Regions from separate parts of the Homo sapiens genome. Here region 2 is linked to region 1. Evidence: chromatin contacts called from ENCODE Hi-C or POLR2A ChIA-PET data. All regions are on one chromosome and are shown on one strand. The core of a region is the stretch at or near the end of the contact, and the rest is flanking DNA. Distances in the headings are between cores, read along the strand shown.

What was found. Hi-C counts contacts between places; a loop is a spot of excess contacts on that map. ChIA-PET counts read pairs that join two places held with the same protein, here RNA polymerase II (POLR2A). Pooled maps may share reads with other maps.
Region 2: a loop to region 1 is called in a pooled map, with 2.9 times the contacts of the local background. The contact joins the promoter of ABI2 here to the enhancer-like site in region 1. A Hi-C loop is called at or near these places in 1 of 50 pooled maps. POLR2A ChIA-PET finds 5 or more read pairs at or near these places in 3 of 52 experiments (MCF 10A, OCI-LY7 and activated T-cell).

The regions. Positions count from the first base shown.
Region 1 is chr2:203,577,846-203,580,969 of GRCh38, reverse strand. No RefSeq gene overlaps it. Among named protein-coding and RNA genes, the nearest start is that of RAPH1, 44 kb to the right of the region's middle. Within about 2 kb of position 1,714, at least 12 of the 41 ENCODE cell types and tissues checked have a DNase peak (open chromatin) inside an H3K27ac peak, as active enhancers do.
Region 2 is chr2:203,327,094-203,330,032 of GRCh38, reverse strand. It overlaps ABI2 (abl interactor 2), which reads right to left and starts at 1,639. Exons shown (of 12, transcript NM_001375670.1): 1 at 1,402-1,639. The coding sequence starts at 1,518. RefSeq lists silencers at 1,071-1,420, 1,697-1,884, 1,641-1,980 and an enhancer at 1,782-2,752.

The sequences.
Region 1 (3,124 bases), core at 465-2,964:
ATCAGGGTGCCATGCATGGAACTACAGCCGCTGCTATATCAGTCTAGGAAATAAACAGCACTAACTCCAGGCCACAGAGCTGTCAATCTGTTTATAATTCCAAAAAGCCCTAAAAATGCTAATATATACCTTTTTAGATGTCTTTTACATAAGGATTGGTTGAAATGTAAAAAATGTACTTTACTCAGATGTTGCTGCTCTATTCTTTTTAAAGTAAAGAAGATAAATTGTAAAGAGCCTTGGCTATTTTTTTTAAATAGAATTTTTAGTTTCTTTTTGTTGTTGTGTTTTTATTTGTTTGTTTGTTTGAGACAGAGTCTCACTCTTTTGCCCAGGCTGGAGTGAACTGGCACGATCTTGGCTCACTGCAACCTCCGCCCCAGGGGTTCAAGTGATTCTCCTGCCTGAGCCTCCCGAGTAGCCGAGATTATAGGCATCCACCACCATGCCTGGCTAATTTTTGTATTTTCAGTAGAGACAGGATTTCGCCATGTTGGCCAGGATGGTCTCAAACTCCTGACCTCAGGTGATCCACCTGCCTCAGCCTCCCAAAATGCTGGGATCACAGGCATGAGCCACCACACCCAGCCTGGGAATTTTTAGTTTCAAACAGAGGGGAAGCATTAAAAAAAAAAGTTTACATAAATGCTAGATTATTTACCATTACAAACAGAATTGCAGGCATATGCAATGAGTAGTTAATACTCTAATGTCTATTATTGGCATGCTTTTATTTTGTTTTGTTAAAACAGTCCATACTTGTCTCTATTCACTATTGAAGGAAATAAAAATATTTCACCCCAGAATATATTTATTTGACATACTTTGTGATGGCTCTTCAGAGGGCCTGCAAAGAGAAGTAGCCCTGGAAAGCTGTCTATTGTCAGGAAAATATGCATCTGGAAGCTATACATTGCTGCAGCCAGGCTTTCTCTGAGACTTTCCCTTGGCTGGATCTAGGAAAGATTAACTGGAAGTCTGACACCTTCAAAGGTCTGAAGGAATCATTTACCTTCTATTCTCTCTGAGGGCTGCTACCCGGCAGGCAAGACTACCTTTGCTAGCCAGGCCTCCTCTTCTCCCTCTCCCATAACCTGTTTTGTCACCATAAACTGTTTTGTCACAATCCAAGCCCCCCCCTTCTTTGTGTAAGCTCAAGATGGCTTATAAGCTTCTGAACCCCACTGAGGGATCAGGGTAATCACTCTGCGGTTCTTGTCTGTGTACACATTAATACATTTATATGCCTTTTCTCCAATTAATCTGCTTTTGTGAGTTGATTTTTCAGCCAACCTTCAGAGGGCAAAGGGGAAGCTTTCCCTTGGCCCCTACACTGCCACTTCATACCCTTATTTATAGAGCACTGTCATAATCATTCTATTAATCATATGATTAGTACAAGTCTTCGACACTGTACATGATATTTTTAGACAATGCTGAACAGTGATTGCAATCTTTTAGTAATTTCATAAATGTAGAGACCTCAGCTTTCTCTCTTGGGCTACATTAAATACATTCACCACATCAAACCAGAGCCACAAATTTCAGTTTGAGTCAGTTGTGTTTGTTTTCTGTTTATTTATAAACCCTGCCTCTTCCCAGAAAGGATTTGAGGCTGTTCTTACAGTTGGTTAGTCACACCAGTCCTTCTGAGACCAACTGTTGGTAGAAACCAGTATTTCTGGTTCCTTACTGCCTGTGGAACCTACGAGTGCTGATTCATAGCAATCAGGGACCTGTGCAGACTGGCTCAGATAACCACCAGTAGAACTGGCCATGCTGGCTTGCTTCATCAGCCAAGAGAAGTGCCAGCCAAGGTCCTGAACTCTACAAAGCCTATGTCTTTCTTATCAGTATAGAATAGGCAATCACTTCCAACTCTATCTCTTACTCTACTAGGAAAAAATATACCCAACTTAAGAAGAATTTCTCAAAGACATCATGTCCTGGGCTCTGACTGTCAAATGTCAACATCGTCAACATAATCACACTGCTGCCAACTCATGGGATACATATGTGTGTTCTGTCATCAGTGTACTTTCTTCTCATACAGACAGCTTTCCAAATCTAGCCTTCCTATTCACATATTTATACTGTTCATTAGGAGCCAGAGATTTTCAAGGGAATACCCTGCTAAATGGCTGGATGGGTGATCAATGTTTTGATAGCCCAGAGACACAATGTTCCTTCTGCGTTATGAACTTGTCACCCCTCATTTAACTCTGGACAGTTCTTATATAAGGGCTTTCAGAGGCAGGGAGAAAGATCTGATTCCACAGAAACTGGGGTTGATGATCCAAGTGGCAATTTTCTCCCTTGAGTAAGAATTAAATCAACACACTAGTTGAAACATGACCAGTCCTGGCAAATTTTGATTTTCTAAAAACACACCATTGCTTGAAACCAACACCAGAGTAGTTTCAAGGTTTTCAAGGAAAACTCTTCCCCTCAAAATGATATTATTTCTTTTCTTCCATCAGAAAGTCTTTCATGAAAGAAAGCAACTCCATGTTCCCAGATCTAGTACAATATCTAGTACATAACTCATAGTGGTATCAATAAATGTTAAAGGAATGGATGAATGAAAGAATTCATGAATAAATGAGTCTCCTCCTCTTTAACTCCCCCCGCCCCTGCTTTTATCTCCAATCTCTTGAACAACGCTTCTTTAACTCTAAATACCTCAAACTGTTAATCCACCAGGTAAAGGCTTTTATAGAAGAGTTGTCAAATTGAAAGAGTGAAAACATCTTCAGGAATAAGATAAAGTCAAACTGTCTCACTGTAATCCCTAACAGTGTTGGAACATTCCACTTTCAGTGTTAATTTCAATAAATAAAAATAATTATCTAATTTTATCTCAATGATGTTTCCATTGTTTATTTTTTTACATATAGTATCCATGTGGAGTGTTTACTCTTACATATATCAGGGATTGTTTATCTAATTATCTGATCTCTATCAGCACTTAAGGTTGTAAAAAAAAAATAGTGTAGCAATATTGTCTATCTACATGTCTTCAATCCAAAGAAGAAAAATAGTCTTAAAATAGAAGACAGTATTTACAATGGTGGTGAACTTCAATAAACAGATTATATATTCTCTCTGTGTATTTATTCCTACC
Region 2 (2,939 bases), core at 390-2,889, 250 kb after region 1:
AAGAAAGGTGCCTCACGCCTATAATCCCAGCACTTTGGGAGGCCGAGGTGGGTGGATGACTTGAAGTCAGGAGTTCGAGACCAGTCTGGTCAACATGGTGAAACCCCATCTTTACTAAAAATACAAAAATTAGCCGGCTGTGGTGGCGGGCGCCTGTAGTCCCAGCTACTCGGGAAGCTGAAGCATGAGAATTGCTCAAACCTAGGAGGCCGAGGTTTCAGTGAGCCGAGATCGCGCCACTGCACTCCAACCTGGACTACAGAACGAGGTTGTGTCTCAAAAAGAAAAGAAAAAAGAAGGATCCCTGGAGAGATGGAGGTGGGAGCAAGAAAAAAGGAAAAAAAAAAAGACTGTGAAGAAACAGTTTAACATATTGCTTCCATTTCCATCTTTATCCCAAGAGAATTTAAACGGGAAAGAAAAAAAATGGAGGCAGAACCCATAATTCAAAATAACCATAAAAAAAAAAGCAAAAGATTTTAGATTTTGCAAACTGTGCCTTTTAACCTGCTATCCTTTCAAGTAATTTTTAAAGAAGGATTTTTTTAATCCACAGAATATTTTGCTTCATCCAGGAGCAGCTGGATCTCATACCATCCGGTATCCCCCGCCTCCATACACACGCCCCTACCACTATCAGCCCTTGAGCCAAACGATCCATCACGGTAAAAAAAAAAAAAAAAAAAAAAAATTAAACCAGGAGGTTCATCTTCCCAATTCTCTCTAAGAAACAGTCATAGTCTGTCCTCCTCCCACCCCCAGGAAAACTGCCTATTCTAACAGAACTAGGAGGGAGGGGGGAATCAGCTCATCATCCTTCTCCATAGGGAAAAAAATGGCATTAACTTCCAACAAGAAACTGCTGCTCTTCTACCGTATCCCCTTTAGAACATAAAATATTAAGAAAGGGTTTCTGAAGCATTCACAGGAACAGAAAACTGAAGCCTGAAGCACTTCACTCTGCAGCAAGATAACCCCTTAAAAATCATCCAGAATTTGGGGGATGGAGGTAACCCGTCAACACCCGCGACACCCCTACCCTAAGGTGGGGAGCAGGATTCCGTCAAACAGAAAATGCCACTCTCCGCCCCCTCCGCCATCCGGAACGCTGACCGGCGCGGAGTGCGGGGGCGGCCGAGGGCGGGAGCGGCGAGGAGGCGGGACGCGACACACGCACCACGCCGAGAACTGCTTCACCGCTTTTTTAAAGGTTTTTAAAATGCAGTTTCTCCAGCCGGAGAATTCCCACCCATTCACCAGCCCCAGCCCTCACCCAGCTCCCCACCCCCATCGGGGGCTCCGCTGGGCCGTGTCCCCGAGGCGGCCTCGGCCCCACGCCCCGAGGCGCGCGGCCCCCGGCGGGGGGGTCCCCGACGCGGCCCAGCTGGGGATGCTTCGCACCTGTATGTAGTTGTTCTCGCAGTAATCGGCCACCCGTTCCAGATTTGTGTAGCTGTCGAAGAGGGCCCGGCGGCCCCCCGGGATTTCCTCTTCCAGCAGCATCTGCAGCTCCGCCATCTTCACATCCTCCTCCTCCTCCTCCTCATACAGGTCGCAGAGGGAGCGGCGGCCGCAGCGCCAAGGAAACCCAGGACCGGGAGAGGAGGAGCGGCGGCGACGGCGGCGGTAACTCGGAAGGAGCGAGAAACAGCCCCAGCGCGCGACAGGGGAGGGGGCGACGGGGGCGGGGCGCGAGCCGACGGACTCCGAGGACGGTCACCGCGGCGACGGCCGGCCGGGCGCGCGCACGCGCGCTCCCTTCCCTCCGCCCCCGGGAGCCCGAAAAAGATTCCCACCCTCGCCCGCGCCGCCGGCCCCTCCCCCACTTCCGGCGTCTCCTAGCGACGGCGGGGGTAGGGGCCGGGATGCGCGCGGGAGTTGGTGGTGCAGTTAACCCTTCCGCCGCCCGCCCGCCGCTGGAGCGGCTGGAGAAGCCCCCACCTCCCGGCGGCCTTTGTTAGCCCGGCGGGAACACACCACCCTGCTCAGCTGGCTTCCTGCCGGCTCCCTCCGGGACTCATCTCGGCTCCGTCCCCATGGAGGTCATCGGCCTAGGGAACTTCTCGAGGCTTTTCTCCCTCTGCTGCTGACGGGAGGCCGAAGGAGGGCACAGCCTCCACTCTTGGGACCCTCCTCTGTGAAAGATCACACCTCAACAGGGCAGGAATAAAACTTCCACGCAGCTTTCAATGCCACCTGACTTCATTTTTCTCAGATTTGACCTCATCCTCTTTGTTGCAGTGAATTGCAGTTTCCTAACCCCAGCTTTCCTGCGCCCCTGCCTCTTTGCACTTCCCCACTAACGCTGTTCTCCCCTGCCAGATTAGCCCCTTTCTCTCCTGGTTTGCGGTGCCGTGGGCCTCAGCTTTTTATGTTTGCCATTTCTATGATTCGCTTCCTCACTCATAACCTTTTCTGTCATTTCTCTAATGCTATCAACTTCGCTGTCCTTTTTCCTATTCATGGATTCAGTATTTAAAATTTTGAAAACGATTTTGCTAGTAGTAATTGCCTTCTTCACAGGGCTGTTACATAGATAAAATCAACGTTTATTGTGAAAATACCTTGAAAAAACATTAAGTGCTACAAAAATTCAAGGCAGATAATTTTCCTCTTGCAGAGTTATAATTCTGTTTTTATTCTCCAGATACTGTGTCTTGTTTTCCTAAATCAGACTACCCCACACAATGTAATCTGGAAAAACTAAAACTCCTGACCATTGCTGAGATATGAAGCCATGACCTTTATTTGTGCTGTGGAAAATCAAAGTTGATTCCAGGCAGTACCATCTTAGACTTGTGTAGTTAGAACAAGATCCATTGTTTCAACACTTTTCTTAATCTGGTGATCTCTTGGCCCTCCTACAGTGAATTTTTTTCATTCAGATGATGAGGAAACTTATACTTTCAAAAAAAAATCACTTTAGGACGGGCGCGGTG